Linked DNA regions of Homo sapiens: region 2 is linked to region 1. The links are chromatin loops, found by intact Hi-C in ENCODE. Cell type or tissue: GM12878. All regions are shown on one strand. Links, peaks and the distances in the headings refer to the core of each region. The heading gives the core; the rest is flanking DNA. Region 1 has its middle 39 kb from the start of BPIFB4. Region 2 overlaps BPIFA2 (BPI fold containing family A member 2).

Region 1 (8,332 bases), core at 31-8,030:
GGTTACATGGTCCATGCAGGTCTGAAATCTAGTGGGGAAGTCAAATTTCAAAGCTCCAAAATGATCTCCTTTGACTCCATGTCTCACATCCAGGTCACACTGATGGAAGAAGTGGGTTCCCACGGTCTTGGGCAGCTCCACCTCTGTGGCTTTGCAGGGTACAGCCTCCCTCCAAGCTGCTTTCATGAGCTGGCATTGAGTGTCTGTGGCTTTTCCAGGTGCATGATGCAAGCTGTCAGTGGAACTACCATTCTGGGGTCTGAAGGACGGTGGCCCTCTTCTCACAGCATCACTAGGCAGTGCCACAGTAGGGACTCTGTGTGGGGGCTCTGACCCCACATTTCCCTTCTGCACTGCCCTAGTGAGGTTCTCTATGAGGGCACCACCCCTACAGCAAACTTTTGTCTGAGCATCCAGGCGTTTCCATACATCTTCTGAAATCTAGGTGGAGGTTCCCAAACCTTAATTCTTGACTTCTGTGCACCTGCAGGCTCAACACCATGTGGAAGCTGCCAAGGCTTGGGCTTCCACCCTCTGAAGCCACAGCCCAAGCTGTATGTTGGCCCCTTTCAGCCACAGCTGGAGTGGCTGGGATGCAAGGCCCCAAGTCCCCAGGCTGCACACAGCACAGGGACCCTGGGCCCAGCCCACAAAACCATTTTTTCCTCCTGAGACCCTGGGCCTGTGATGGGAGGGGCTGCCATGAAGGTCTCTGACATGGCCTGGAGACATTTTCCCCATGGCCTTGGGGATTAACATTAGGCTCCTTGCTACTTATACAAATTTCTGCAACCAGCTTGAATTTCTCCCCAGAAAATGGATTTTTCTTTTCTATCACATAATCAGGCTGCAAATTTTCCAAACTTTTATGCTCTGCTTCCCTTATAAATCTGAATGCCTTTAACAGTACCCAAGTCACCTCTTGAATGCTTTGCTTCTTAGAAATTTCTTCCTCCAGATAACCCTAAACCATCTTTCTCAAGTTCAAAGTTCCACAAATCTCTGAGGGCAGGGGCAAAATACTGCCAGTCTCTGCTAAAACATAACAACAGTTACCTTTACTTCAATTCCCAACAAGTTCCTCAGCTCCATCTGAGACCACCTTAGCCTGGACCTTATTGTCCACATTACTATCAGCATTTTGGGCAAAGCCATTCAACAAGTCTCTAGGAATTTCCACTTTCCCACATTTTCCTGTCTTCTTCTGAGCCCTCCAAACTGTTGCAGGCTCTGCCTATGACCCAGTTGCAAAGTCGCTTCCACATTTTCGGATACCTTTTCAGCAACACACCACTCTACAGGTACCAATTTACTGTATTAGTCTGTTTTCACACTGCTGATACAGACATACTTGAGACTGGGAAGAAAAAGAAGTTTAATTGAACTTACAGGTCCACATGGTTAGGGAGGCCTCAGAATCATGGCAGAAGGTGAAAGGTACTGCTTACATGGCGGTGGCAAGAGAGAATGAGGAAGAAGCAAAAGTGGAAACCCCTGATACACCCATCAGATCTCGTGGGACTTATTCACTATTACGAGAATAGCACAGGAAAGACCAGCCCCCATGATTCAATTACCTCCCTTTGGGTTCCTTCCACAACATGTGAGAATTCTGGGAGATACAATTCAAGTTGAAATTGTGGTGGGGACACAGCGAAACCGTATCAATGGGCAATGCCTGGCACTGCTCTTGCACTTGCTAGGCATTTAATAAACACTAGCTCCTTCCCATTTACCCTCCTCTCTGTCACACCTGACCTGTGTCCGTGAATTTACACTCAAGAGGTCACTTCACCTAATCCAAAAACTAACCCACTAACACCAAAAGGCACAAGGATTTTCTCACCCAAAGAGCCCCTAGGTTGAGCTGTGGGTGCTGCCTTGTCCAAGACTCCCAAGTCACTGGGAGAGGATCCTGGCTGGGAGCACAGGGCAGGAGAAGAGGCCTTGGGAAGTCTTTACTCAAAGAGGCTCTCTTGAGCTGGGGCCGCACTGACACTAGTGAGGGCTACACTGAAGGGAAGGCCTCAGGCGCAGTGCCTGGCTGCAATTCCCAGAGAGAATAACTGGGTTGTTTTGGTGCCCTTTGGGAATTTCTTTTTTATTTAAAAAAATCAATTTCTGTGGTAATTTTTTAAAGAAGGTACAAATTCGCTAGAAGAAAAAAAGAAATCAATGTCACCCTCTGAGATAACCACCACAAGAATGATGGTGTATCTTCTTTCAGAAGCTTTTCTGTGCACATACAGGTAAAGTTGGGTAAAATTTTCCCTAAATAAAAATGGGATTATGCCCTGCACAGTGTTTTTATAAGCTCTTTTTTCATGTAGCAATGTATTACAAATACGTTTCTGTGTCTTTTGTTAACAGTGATAGAGTACTCCACCGCATATATTGAACATAATTATTTTAACTATCCTCCTCCTGTTGGTCATTAGTTGTTCCTCATGTTTACAAACCACTCTGGGATTGACACCTGGGCCTTCAACTTTGCTCACCTGCTTCACTACCAACTGGAGAACCTGTGGTGAATTAAAGATGATCACATATTCTTTGCCACTCATTCCATTGCTGGGTGGAGTCCACTTCCTGTCTCCTTGAATCTGGGCTGACTCATGGGCTATTTTGACAAAAATAATAGTAGAATTGACACTGTATAACTTCCAAGGCTAGGCCTTAAGAAATCTGTAGCTTTCACCTTCGCCATTCTGGAATGTCTTTGTTTTGAACCCAGCCACCATAATAGGAGGAAACTCAAGCAGTTATGTGGAGGAGAACAGAGGCTCCCTAGCCAAGAGTCCCAGCTGAGCTCCTAAACAGTGGCTGACAAAACTACCAGCTGTGTGAGTGAGGTCATTTGGACTGTTCAGCTATCCCAGTGCCCCAGCCAACGCCACACTTAGAACTACCTAGTTAATCCACAGAAGCATGAAAAATAATAAAGTGTTGGGTTTATTAAGCTACTGAATATCGAGGTGGCTTCTGATGCAGTTGAAATAAGAAACCAAGTATTTCCTGGGAATCACCAGCCTGCTGCTTCTGGGGGATGCTCTTTGTCTTTCTGAACCTCACTTGCCTCATCTGAAAAATAGGAGGACTGGAGTAGCATAGTACTCTTTTTAGTAGTCAACCTGCAAATAAGATTATCAGTGTGGGATTGAAGGTCAGGGTGGTGAAGCTAAGAAGAAACAAAGTGAACCACTTCAGAGATGCTAGGGTCACTGAAAATGAGATATGAATAATACAGGGTGGTTGCAAGAGAACAGAAAATCCCAGGCAGCAGTTTCACATGACTAGTAAAATGAAACTGTTGAAATAGCTGATAAGATGGTGAAAAATGGTGTGCACCAAACTGGCTAAGACCAACTGGACCAAACATGGCACTGGATTTGACCTAGGTTTCACCTAGGCCCTCATTATATGATCATTAACATACTAAATTACACACCCACCAGCACCATGACAGTTCCAGGAACATCCATATTTGGTGTAAAAATGAATGGCACCACAGTTCTGAAATGTCCACTTTTTTTCAGGAATCTTTATGAACATTCCACCCCTTGATTAAAGAAATCCACAAAGGTAGCAGCCTCAAAGCCCCTCGCATGACTCTCTTAAGTGCACCTGCACTCCCCTTTTTTTGAGTGAGTACTTTTCACTTTGCAATAAATCTCCATACTTTCACTATTTTCTGACTCATCCTTGAATTCCTTCTTGCAATGGTGTCAAGAGCCTGGATGCTGGCTGGAGTCAAGGTCCCATTGGCATTTGGGGACCTCCCCCAGCCCACCGGTAACATCAGGGTTGTATGCCATTGTGATAAGACTGATGAAGTGGCCACTTTGTTGAACCTAGAAAGGCTCTCGTGACCACCTTGACTAACTGTGTATAAGCAGAAGTGACACTACGTGACTTCCAAAACCAGATCACAAAAGTACCATGCAGCTTCCATTTTGCTCCCTTGGGATACCAGTACCCAGTACCCAGAGGGGCCATGTGTAGGTGTCACAGCTGACAGCCAACATCAACCAGCCGGCAGGTGAGTGAAGAAGACTCCAAATGATTCCAACCCCCTGCTCTCAAATCACCCCGAGTTGTTTGAGTCTTCCCAGCTGAGGACCCCGGACATCTTGGAGCAGAGATAAGCTGTTCTGACCCACAGAATCTGTGAGGAAGCTAAAATTGTGTTTTGTGCTATTAAGTTTTGAGATGGTTTGTTACTCAGGATTAATAGCAGAAACATCTACTAAGTGAAGTCTTTAGGAGGCTGCTCGAGTTTGTTATTTGTCATCTACAACTGAATTAAGACATTAGCGGAGATACATGGCATATTCTGCCATGAAATCTGCTGCCACACAGGGCTTCCAGGAGCCCACAGCACTTACACACAGACAGCTGGAATCCTGACATTTTAAGGAGCATCTATGATCATCAGTGAAACCTCTGTATCATCCCAAACTGGTGGAGATGCTCAGTGAGGCTTTCCTTGTGTTTAAATTTAAAACAACCGTTCACTTGGTTTTGTCATTGTCAATGCAGGGTGCAGTGATGGCTTGATCCACTGTCATGAGCAAGAATGGATCAGTGTGGTCTGAGCCCTGGACCATCAGGCTGGGTGTTGAGGCCCCTCTCCTGAGTCAGCAGCACTAATCACATCCTGCTTCACTCCTCTTCTCCAGAATTCCAAGCCTTCCTGACCATCCACCGTCATCTGGGCACTCAGCCCCATGCTGCTCTGCCCAAATTCTCATCTGGCCCAATCCAGTCTCTTCCTCCTTCCCTGGTCTCCCAAATCCTTCCATTTTTTCACTTTACAAGAACACATGAGCATGTCATTTGACTTTTGAGAAATCAGACCCAGTGGAAAATGAAATGGGTTATTTTATTTTTTATTTATTTATTTTGAGATGGTGTCTCATACTGTCACCCAGGCTGGAGTAGAGTGGCATGATCTTGGCTCACTGCAACCTTTGCCTCCTGGGTTTAAGCAATTCTCCTGCCTCAGCCTCCCAAGTAGCTGGGATTACAGGGGCATGCCACCATACCTGGCTAATTTTTGTATTTTTTTTTTTTTAGTGAGAAAAATAATAATTTTTATTTAATTCAGAAGTTATCTAAAGTTTAATTCAAAATATGGACTTGAAAAGGTTATTCATGAAACAAAGTAGTAAGGAATCAGTAAGTAGGGGAGAGTGATGTGAAGAAAGTTACAGATATGGGCTGGGCGTGGTGGCTCACGCCTGTAATCCCAGCACTTTGGGAGGCCGAGGGGGGCGGATCACAAGGTCAGGAGATCAAGACCATCCTGGTTAACACGGTGAAACCCCGTCTGTACTAAACATACAAAAAATTAGCCAGGCATGGTGGCGGGTGCCTGGAGTCTCAGCTACTCGGGAGGCTGAGGCAGGAGAACAGCGTGAACCCGGGAGGCGGAGCTTGCAGTGAGCCGAGATGGCGCCACTGCACTCCAGCCTGGGCTACAGAGTGAGACTCCCTCTCAAAAAAAAAAAGAAAAAAAAGAAAGTTACAGATATGAAGATGTGTTTTTGGTAAGGAAGGGTATAAAGAAAAGAGAATACTTTCATATGAGAAAGGATGGTAAATTGTAAGGTAAATTTTTGTCCTAAAGTAAAATGACTGGTTATTTAAAAAAAAAAAAAAAAGTTGAAAAAGCTTAGATAGTAAAATATTCTTTAAAAGCTGATAGAAAATTGGAGAAATTCAGCGAATTAACACTGTTCATAAAGTTCTTAATCTTGAAGAAAGTAAAATAAAAAATATTGTAAAGAAATACATTGGCAGTTTGGCCATTCTTTTTTAATAAAGTTAAGCATGAAGCCAGATTTAGTTAGCATGGAGCCAAATTTCACATATATGCTTGCATTGCTTCACACTATTTTTGCTATTCTGCATAGACAGTTTCAGCACTAAAGTACTTACTGGTCATGTACCTAAAGTGAATTTCTCAATTGCAAAAAATACATAATGGTATTGGTGGACTTAAAGACATTAAATTGTGTACCAGGAACAAAATATTCATCATTTGTTTTTGTAGGCTCTGGGCAATACTATAGCCTCCTGGGTAAACCAAGTAAGAGAAAAATTGGGGAGTGGTTTCCTGTTTGTTTTTTTTTCTTCTAATTTTCATTTATTTGCTGTTTTTTCTCCTTTGCATTTTGCTTATATAAACACATAAAACACCATTGATTTTTTTTAGTTTCTAACGGAAGGCTTTTATTTGGTTCTATAAATAGTCATTTTGTTTCCTATGGATTTCCAAGAATTCACTATCTGCTCTATTTATCCAAAAATTCCTAAGCTACCATTATCAAGCCTCTAAAAATTGATAGAGGATACCAGGTATTTGAAATTTGATTGGTTTTGCTACTTCTGATGCTCCCGAGAGCTATGAGAGCTTTAGGGTTCCTGGTGAAAAAAATTACATAAAAGACTTTTATAAGTTCTAAGCAGAAATAGTACATTATATATCTTGTTATTTGGAAAAGTAGATGAGAATAAGATTTTCTAAGTGGTGTTTGTTTCCAAAGAAATTCAATTCACTTAATAATTTGAATTGATTTCAGATCTTTTCCTTTAGGTCATGAAGAGAAACTGATATGGGTGCAAAGTTTTTTTTTGTTTTGTTTTGTTTTTTTATTGATCATTCTTGGGTGTTTCTCGCAGAGGGGGATTTGGCAGGGTCACAGGACAATAGTGGAGGGAAGGTCAGCAGATAAACAAGTGAACAAAGGTCTCTGGTTTTCCTAGGCAGAGGACCCTGCGGCCTTCCGCAGTGTTTGTGTCCCTGGGTACTTGAGATTAGGGAGTGGTGATGACTCTTAACGAGCATGCTGCCTTCAAGCATCTGTTTAACAAAGCACATCTTGCACCGCCCTTAATCCATTTAACCCTGAGTGGACACAGCACATGTTTCAGAGAGCACAGGGTTGGGGGTAAGGTCACAGATCAACAGTTTCCCAAGGCAGAAGAATTTTTCCTAGTACAGAACTAAATGAAAAGTCTCCCATGTCTACTTCTTTCTACACAGACACGGCAACCATCCGATTTCTCAATCTTTTTCCCACCTTTCCCCCCCTCTCTATTCCACAAAACCGCCATTGTCATCCTGGCCCGTTCTCAATGAGCTGTTGGGTACACCTCCCAGACGGGGTGGTGGCCGGGCAGAGGGGCTCCTCACCTCCCAGTAGGGGCGGCTGGGCAGAGGCGCCCCTCACCTCCCGGACGGGGCGGCTGGCCGGGCAGGGGGCTGACCCCCCCACCTCCCTCCCGGACGGGGCAGCTGGCCTGGCGGGGGCTGACCCCCATCTCCCTCCCGGACAGGGTGGCTGCCGGGCGGAGACGCTCCTCACTTCCCAGACGGGGTGGCTGCCGCGCGGAGGGTCTCCTCACTTCTCAGACGGGGCGGCCGGGCAGAGACGCTCCTCACCTCCCAGACGGGGTCTCGGCCGGGCAGAGGCGCTCCTCACATCCCAGACGGGGCGGCGGGGCAGAGGCGCTCCCCACATCTCAGACGATGGGCGCCGGGCAGAGACGCTCCTCACTTCCTAGATGTGATGGCGGCCGGGAAGAGGTGCTCTTCACTTCCCAGATGGGATGGCGGCCGGGCAGAGACGCTCCTCACTTTCCAGACTGGGCAGCCAGGCAGAGGGGCTCCTCACGTCCCAGACGATGGGCGGCCAGGCAGAGACGCTCCTCACTTCCCAGATGGGGTGGCGGCTGGGCAGAGGCTGCAATCTCGGCACTTTGGGAGGCCAAGGCAGGCGGCTGGGAGGTGGAGGTTGTAGCAAGCCGAGATCACGCCACTGCACTCCAGCCTGGGCACCATTGAGCACTGAGTGAACCAGACTCCGTCTGCAATCCCGGCACCTCGGGAGGCCGAGGCTGGCGGATCACTCGCGGTTAGGAGCTGGAGACCAGCCCGGCCAACACAGCGAAACCCCGTCTGCACCAAAAAAGTACGAAAACCAGTCAGGCGTGGCGGCGCGCGCCTGCAACAGCAGGCACTGGGCGGGCTGAGGCAGGAGAATCAGGCAGGGAGGCTGCAGTGAGCCGAGATGGCAGCAGTACAGTCCAGCTTCGGCTCGGCATCAGAGGGAGACCCTGGAAAGAGAGGGAGAGGGAGACCGTGGGGAGAGGGGGAGGGGGAGGGGGAGGGAGAGGGAGAGGGAGAGCACCGGGTGCAAAGTTTTAATGTTCAGGAAAGATTAGCCTTGTTCTTTTTTTTTTGAGATGGAGTCTCACTCTGTCACCCAGGCTAGAGTGCAATGTCGTGATCTTGTGTCTGGAATTGGTGGGTTCTTGGTCTCACTGA
Region 2 (8,332 bases), core at 284-8,283, 57 kb before region 1:
ACCGTGTCACCCAGGCTGGTCTCAAACTCCTGAACTCAAGTGGTCTGCCCACCTCAGCCTCGCAAAGTGCTAGGATTACAAGTGTGAGCCACTGCGCCTGGCTGACTTGTGGCTATTTTCATAGAAGGGTCACCTCCAGGGTCTTGACAGCTTTACTTACTCCATTTCTCCCCAGCAACCCCAGCCATGCCTGTAGACCCAAAAGCCAAAGGGAGCCCCCGGGTGCCTGTGGAGGGGAAGCCATGGCTCCCAATTTGCTTAGGACAGTGGGTCCTTCTGCTTCTCCAGGGTCCCCTGACCAGAACTGCTTATGGGGTGGGCACAGAGCTCCATGCCTGCCTCAGAAGGTCCCCACTTCCCCATTGACTTACCGACGACCTGCTGAATGACATTCACATCCAGGGAGTGGATGAAGATGCGGATCAGTGGACATATCTGACAGCGGAGAAAGGAGGAAGAGGAGGGTCAGGAGTAGGAGGAAGAACAGATCATTCTTCTCAGCTGAGAACAAATTGCTTGCCACCCACAGATGAGCTCATTTCTAGGGATCTTAGAATCTTTGAACCTTAGGATTTTATTTTGTTTTATTGTATTTTTTTTTTTTTTTCTGAGACAGAATCTCACTGTCTTGCCCAGGCTGGAGTACAGTGGTACGATTTCTGCTCACTGCAACCTCCGCCTCCCAGATTCAAGTGATTCTCCTGCCTCAGCCTCTCAAGAAACTGGGTTCACAGGCACATGCCACCATGCCTGGCTAATTTTTGTATTTTCAGTAGAGACAGGGTTTCACCATGTTAGCCAGGCTGGTCTTGAACTCCTGACCTCAAGTGATCTGCCCACCTTGACCTTCAAAAGAGCTGGGATTACAGGCATAAGCCACCGCGCCTGGCCTGAACCTTAGGATTTTAGAACAATGGGATCCCAGCAGTCTTAAATCTGGAAACCCTAGGGTGTTAGAATCCTAACACCTTAGAACACTAGAATTCTAGGACCTCAAAAATCTACATTCTAGATTGTTAACATTCCCATGTTGAACTTTGGAACCCTGGAATTTTAAAGGGTCAAATGGTGCCCTGAGGCATTTGCCCTGAGGTTGTAGAGCGGAGTATCTCTTGCTCCTGTGTGTACACAGTTCCCCGCAGATTGCAATTCAGCAGGTCTGGGGTGTGGCCTGAGATTCCGCATTCCTATCAAGCACCCAGCTGAGGCTGAAGCTGGTGGAGGATCGCTTTTGGAATATAACTAAACTCCGGTTCAGTGGGTCACAGAGCCATCCGGAGGATTTTTCTTTTATAAACCCACATTCCTGGGTCTGCTTCCAGAATGACTGATTTAGAATCTCTGCAACTTTGGGCCTAGTAATCCTGCACATGGTACCTATGGTTTTGGATGATGCACAGATGGAAAAAAAATTAAAACTATTTTATAAGTCCATTGATTGTATGATATGTGATATTAATTTTCTATTTATGATAGGGATATAAAGTTTTATTTTTAAAAATAAATGCTTCTAAAGAAACATATTTAAGTAAAATTGTGTTGAAGATGTTAGCTACAAAAGCATATTGGTAGTGCGTGGATATGGTGAGAGGCTCAAGTTTGGGACCTGGCAATTTCAGCTAATGTCAGGCCTCTGCTCTACCCTGCTACCCACCAGGCTGATTAGTAGAGGAGGAAGCTCCAGCTGACCTCCTAAGGAGAAGCTTTCACCTCCGAAGGAAAAGTGCTCAGAGGATACAGCCAGGCCTGCAAATTCCCCCACCTGCCCCCACCAGGCCTGGATCTGGGCTCCAAGGAGTGGGAGACTCACCTCCTTCTGCAGCAGGGAGGATACAGTGCTTTTCAGCGTGTTGATCACGCTATTCACGAACTTGTTGATGATTTGGCTGTGTCTGGAAAACACAGGGAACTATTAAAGTCTGGTCAAGTGGGCAAGAGATGGGAGAACTGCCAAAAAGTTGGGGGCGGTGCGGGAAATACTGTGGAGTCAGATAAACCCCAGGGACATGGAGACACTTTAACAGACAGAGCCTCCCATCCACATGGATCATCACTTAGACTCCCACATCTGACCAGCGGCTCACCCCAGTGCCTCATGAGATTCTCAGCGCAGAGACCTTATTCGTTCACTCATTCAACCCGTATTTACAGAGCACCAGCTATGCACCAGGAACCTAGCTGGGCCCTGAGGATACCGAATAAGTAAAGTACAAACATCCCCTAACCTGGTACCTAAACATTAAGGGTCCAAACATACCCTGATGTGGTACCTAAACAAATCTTGCCAAAGTTGGCTCCTCCCACCTTCAACTCTTAGTATAATTGCCACCTCCTCAGGGCACCCCTCCCTGACTGCTTACCTAAGAGAGAGCTTTGCTATCACAGTGCCCAGTTAAGGGTAATGCTTTCTGCAGGACTCATTTCCCTGGAGCGTTCTTTACCGATGGACTGAATTTGGGTTGGATTGGATCCAAAGTGCAAAGAAAAGCGCTGAGAGGATTTGGAGCTGTAGAGTGGTGTCATTTCACAGATGTGGACACAGATCCACGGCAGCTTAGCTTTCCCTTGGGTAAGCTCCGCAAGAACAGGGACCTTGTCTGTCATCACCAATCAGTTCTCCAGAGCCCAGAATGGTGCCTGCCTGGCACACAGCAGATGCTCAATACACTTTTTTTTTTTTTTTTGAGACAATGTCTTGCTCTGTCACCCAGACTGGAGTGCAGTGGCACGATCTCGGCTCACTGCAACCTCTGCCTCCTGGGTTCAAGCAATGCTTGTGCCTCAGCGTCCCGAGTAGCTGGGATTACAGGAAACCGCCACCACCCCCGGCTAATTTTTGTATTTTTAGTAGAGACAGGATTTTGCCATGTTGGCCAAGCTGGTCTTGAACTCCTGACCTCAAGTGATCCACCCACCTCAGCCTCCCAAAGTGCTGGGATTACCGGTGTGGAGCCATCGTGCCCAGCCTCAATACATTTTTGGCTGAAAGAATGAAAGAAGTGAACATACAATTAAATATATATTGAGAACTTGTGACGAGTGCTTTAAAGGCAAGAGTTAGACTCTTACGAGAGAGAATAGGAGGAGCCCTGGGAAGGCCCTGAAGGATGCAAAAGTCCATCAAAGTGGAGTGAGAAGAAGGTGCTCTAGGTAGCCAGAGCACCCCAGGCAAAGGTCTTAAGCTGGGAAAGAGCCTTGAGAAACAGCCTATCTGAGACATGGCACAAAGGCCACTGTATCTGGGCACAGTGAGTAAGGGGAGGGTACAGGGATACAAGGGTGGGGCCAGATCAAACAGAGCCTTCATGACCATGGGGAGCACTTGGGATTGAACCACAAGTGCAAAGAAAGACCCTGGGAGGATCTGGAGCCTCAGAGTGGTGCCATCTCACAGATGTGGGCACAGACCTAGTGCAGCAGGATGGCGTCCCTGAGGCTACTTGGGAAGATAGCACCCAGCCAGGCTCCAGCCTCTGAATTTACACCCCGGCCTTCGCAACTCACATCAGGCTATGGAAACTTTCTTTGGTTTTCAGGGGTCTTTGAGCAACCTGTGTTCAGATCCCTCAGTGCAGGGCGAGTGGAGTGTCCTCTGCTCATGGCCACAGGGGCTGAGAGCTGAGGACCCAGCCTTGCTCCTGGCCAAGGCCAAGTAGCCCCAGCCCTCAGCTTCTGGGTCATTCATCCTCTCCCAGCCATCGGCCAGCATCACTCTTTCTCCTTCCACCCTCTTGCCTGAGTCAAACCTGCTCTTTCAGGCACAGAGCTTAAGATGTAGATTTTGTGGATTAAAAGGGATCAGTGAGTCAAATGGAGAGGATTAAGTTTTCAAGATCTCCTTTCAGGAAATTTCCACTGGGTGGAGGATGATTTGGGGACAATCTGAAATTAGAGCCCGTGGCAGGCACTTACTCTCCCCTCTCCCTCCCAACTGGAGGCAAGAAGGTAAATATAATTTTATCGTTATTATTATTATTATTATTGAGGGACATTACATAACAATAAAGTGGACAATTCTCCAAGAAGTCATAACAATCCTAATGTGCATGCACCTAACAACAGAGCTCCAAAGGGTATGAAGCAGAAACTGACCGAGTTGAAAGGCGAAATGAACAAATCCATGATTATGGTGGGGAGCTCAACACTCCAGTCTCAGTAATGGAGAGAACCAGCAGGCAGAGAGGCAGCATGTTCCAGGCTGCGTGCTAAATATTTGTATTTTCTCATCTGGTCATCTCAGAAGCCTATGAGTAGTTATTATGAACACCCCCAGTTTACAGATGTGAAAACAGGCCTGGGTCAAGTTGGTGATAAAGTTACAAGTTAGTGGCAGAGCTGATGTGTAAACCAAGGTCAACATGACTCCAGAGCCTGAACACTTTCACCACTAGGCCTCCTCTTAGGTAGAGGACTAGAGCTGAAATTAGGGGTCCTCAAGTTCCCTGAGAGCCCAGCTCTACTAAGATGAATGGGACTTACTTGTCCAGCAAGGAAAGTGAGATGCTGGTTGGGTCACTGGCGCATTCTCCCAGGACGGCAACAGGCTGGTGTGTCTGGGGATCAGTTTCAATTGTGACTGCGGTCAGGAGGTCCAAGGAGGCTTTCAGGTTGATAATCTGGCCAATGATGGGCCTGCAGGAAGTAAGATGCACAGTGAACAAAGTCTAGAAGTTCCTGCCTGTTGCCCAGTTGGGTTCCTCCACCTGTGTGGACATGAGTCAGAATGTCTATGTGTAATGTCAACATGGCCCAGGTAATATCAACATGGTCCATATCCTCTATGAGATTTACATGTTTATATTAGGGGCTTCTTCTCCTGGCCACTTGGGTTTAGCTCATATGAATTTTTTATACAACATTACACTAATAAGTAAAATAATAATAGTTAACATTTATTGACAACAATTTATGTGTAGGTACTTTAAAAAAGTATTTTACCTGGATTCATTTATTACTATCCCTATTTTCTGAATGAGGAAACCTTGGTACAGAGAGGTTAAGTAACTATCCCAAGATCTCATAGCTAAATAATGGGTGGCATCATTAGTGCATGTAGTTTACAGAAGTGCTTTCACACATGCTCATTTCTTGTCTATCTCCTTTAAAATTAAAATTTTTTATTTTTTGTGAGACAGGGTCTCACTCTGTCGCCCAGGCTGGAATGCAGTGGTGCAATCACGGCTCACTGCAGCCTCGACCTCTCCGGCTCAAGCAATCCTCTTGCCTCAGCCTCCCAAGTAGCTGGGACTACAGGCGTGTGCTGCCACACCTGGTTAATTTTTGTATTTTTTGTAGAGACAGGGTTTTGTCATATTGTCCTGGCTGGTCACGAACTCCTGAGCTCAAGCAATCCTCCCACCTCAGTTTCTCAAATTGCTGGGATTACAGGTATAAGCCACCACTCCCAGCTAAACTTAAAAGAGTTTAAACTTATATTTTGCACACACACACTTTATTATACACTGTGTATTATTGTATGAATTTTTCTGTAGTGGTCACTGCAACTTAGAGAGAATCTTGAGGGACAAAATAATGCTGGAGGAAATTTTGCCAAAGAATGATAAATGTTTGTTATCTCAACTTTTCAAATTTTAAAACCAGATAAATGTCATGATTTCAAAACTATATTCAATGGAGCATTGTTTTTAAAAGACACTTGCTTATGGCCAGAGTTCTCTAGAACATTTTAAGGGTTAAGATCTTAGACCCAGAAGGGTTCTCTCACTCACAGATTGGGAAACTGAGGCCCAAGTTCACCCAGCAGCGGGAGGAGGTGCCCGATTCCCAGGTTGGGCATCCATCGGCCAGGTTGCACTGCCTTTCCCAAATCTCAGATTCTAGTGCATACTCACCCGGCCACAGTGACATTCGCGGTGACAGGGAAGCTCAGGTTAAGGCCTTTGCCATCATCGATCGGTTCAGCTTTGACATCCAGGATGAGGGAGTTGCTGATTTTCAACCTGTGTGAAACCCACAATTCACCCTTGTCACTCCTCATGACAGCCACTTGCCAACCACTTCCCTGGGCCAGCCTCGAGCTGAGCGTTTGGGTCTCGTCAGCCTTGCCTTCTTTAGTCTTCACTATAGCCCTGTTCAGAGGTTTGATTCTCTGTATTTTATGGCACAGCACACTGAGGCTCAGGCTGGTGTGATTTTCCCCCAGATTCCTAGGGGAGTAAGTGCCAGAGGCAGATTTTGAGGCCAGAACTATCTGACTTTAAAAGTTCATGAGTGGGACCGGGCACGGTGACTCACGCCTGTAATCCCAGCACTTTGGGAGGCCAAGGCAGGCAGATCTCCTGAGGTCGGGAGTTCGAGACCAGCCTGACCAACATGGAGAAACCCTGTGTCTACTAAATATACAAAATTAGCCGGGCGTGGTGGTGCATGCCTCTAATCCCAGCTACTCAGGAGGCTGAGGCAGGAGAATCGCTTGAACCCAGGAGGCGAGGCTGTAGTGAGCCAAGATTGTGCCATTGCACTCCAGCCTGGGTAACAAGAGTGAAACTCCATCTCAAAAAATAATAATAATAACAATAATAATAATAAAAGTATGTGAGTGGATCCACTGCCTGGGGTTATGTGGCGAAGACTCCAGTTCCCTTCCCCTAAGGGGATCTGGGCTTTTACCCCCAGTTATATATGGAAAAGGGAAGTTTTATTCCTTGGAAAGGGACTTTGTGTACCAGCAAATGGGTAGAGGTAAGGATAAATATAACCTTCACCCTGACCCTGAAATTAAAGAAAGCGGAAGCCCGAACCCATAAGATGCCCGGATTGACTCTGTAGCCCTGCCTCTAATTTACTCAAGCTCTGGTGGGTCTGGCCTTGCTCAGACCACCTTGGCTCTGTGGGAGGGGAATGAGGCTTGTCCATCTGTCTTTCATCTTAAACTTACCTCCTCAAAGATATGTTTTCCCTTTCCTTAGAGCAAAGATCTCCACCCTGAAGGACCAACTCACCCAAAAATGTCCGTGTTAGTTGGAAGCAGCTTAGAAATGACATTGTTCAGCAATTTCTCAGCTTCCTGGGCCTTCTGCTTGGCCAGTTGCCAAGCACTGGATTTCTGAAGCACTCCTAGGTCGACCTTCAGTTTCTCAAGGATGCCTGCCAAAAACAATCGCCATTTTGTGTCACGCACCACTTACGAAGTAGCTACGATGCTCCAGGTACCGGGTAAGACTGTTTGCCTATGTTATTTCATTTAATCTTTATAACAACTCAGTGAAGTAGATATTGTCACTGTCTGCTTTTTTATAGCTAAGGAAATAAAGGCTCTAGATGGTTAAGAAACGTGTCTAGCCACACAGCCAGGGAACTCTTGTTTCCTCCATACTGCCTCCGTACTATTAATAATATATACTGATTATTTATCAACAGTGCAATCAACCAGTTGGCCAGGCAATTGCTATTGATTGTACACCAGTGTCTAGGAGTGACTTAGGGGTCCATTGTGCTAAGTGAGATGCTCACGTGAGTTTGAAAAACTAGAAAGAATGAGAGAATACACTCAAGAAATGAAAAATCTAGAATCCAGGAGAAAAAATGGCTCCAATCCATGAAACTGGAAAACGAGAGTCCCAGAATGACAGCTTTCCAGCAGGTCCACAGAGCAATAATAATAATTTTTTTTTTTTAACTTTAAGTTCCGGGATACATGTGCAGAATGTGCAGGTTTGTTACATAGGTATACATGTGCCATGGTAGTTTGCCGCACCTATCAACCCGTCATCTAGGTTTTAAGCCCCACCTGCATTAGGTATTTGTCCTAATTCTCTCCCCCACCTTGCCCCCAAGCCCCCAAATGGCCCCAGTGTGTGTTGTTCCCCTCCCTGCATCCATGTGTTCTCATCATTAAACTCCCATTCATGAATGAGAACATGCAGTGTTTGGTTTTCTGTTCCTGTGTTAGTTTGCTGAGGATGATGGCTTCTGGCTTCATCCATGTCCCTGCAGAGGACATGATCTCATTCTTTTTTATGGCTGCATAGTATTCCATGGTGTATATGTACCACATTTTCTTTATCCAGTCTATCATTGATGGGCATTTGGGTTGGTTCCATGTCTTTGCTATTGTAAATAGTGCTGCAATAAACATATGTGTACATGTGTCTTTATAGTAGAATGTTTTATATTCCTCTGGGGATATACCCAGTAATGGGATTGCTGGGTCAAATGGTATTTCTGGTTCTAGATCCTTGAGGAATCACCACACTGTCTTCCTCAATGGTTGAACTAATTTACAGTCCCACCAACAGGGCAAAAGTGTTCCTATTTCTCTACAGCCTTGCCAACATCTATTGTTTCCTGACTTTTTAATAATTGCCATTCT

What was found. Hi-C counts contacts between places; a loop is a spot of excess contacts. Peaks named below come from ENCODE experiments on the same cell type or tissue, not always from the same donor. Only the 100,000 strongest peaks of a DNase experiment are listed, where the experiment ranks them.
Region 2: it touches region 1 in a loop (2.2-fold over the local background); 3 of 110 quality-filtered maps call a loop at or near these places.

Annotation. Positions count from the first base shown.
Region 1 is chr20:33,114,783-33,123,114 of GRCh38, reverse strand. No RefSeq gene overlaps it. Among named protein-coding and RNA genes, the nearest start is that of BPIFB4, 39 kb to the right of the region's middle. RefSeq lists an enhancer at 3,158-3,417. In GM12878, for the core only: no CTCF peak of the experiment used is centred there; a DNase peak (open chromatin) is centred at 3,204; H3K27ac peaks cover 1,311 bases.
Region 2 is chr20:33,171,707-33,180,038 of GRCh38, reverse strand. It overlaps BPIFA2 (BPI fold containing family A member 2), which reads right to left. Exons shown (of 9, transcript NM_080574.4): 3 at 6,963-7,107; 4 at 5,853-5,960; 5 at 4,480-4,632; 6 at 1,811-1,892; 7 at 372-435. Among named protein-coding and RNA genes, the nearest start is that of BPIFA2, 7.7 kb to the right of the region's middle. RefSeq lists an enhancer at 1,917-2,418. In GM12878, for the core only: no CTCF peak of the experiment used is centred there; no DNase peak of the experiment used is centred there; H3K27me3 peaks cover 386 bases.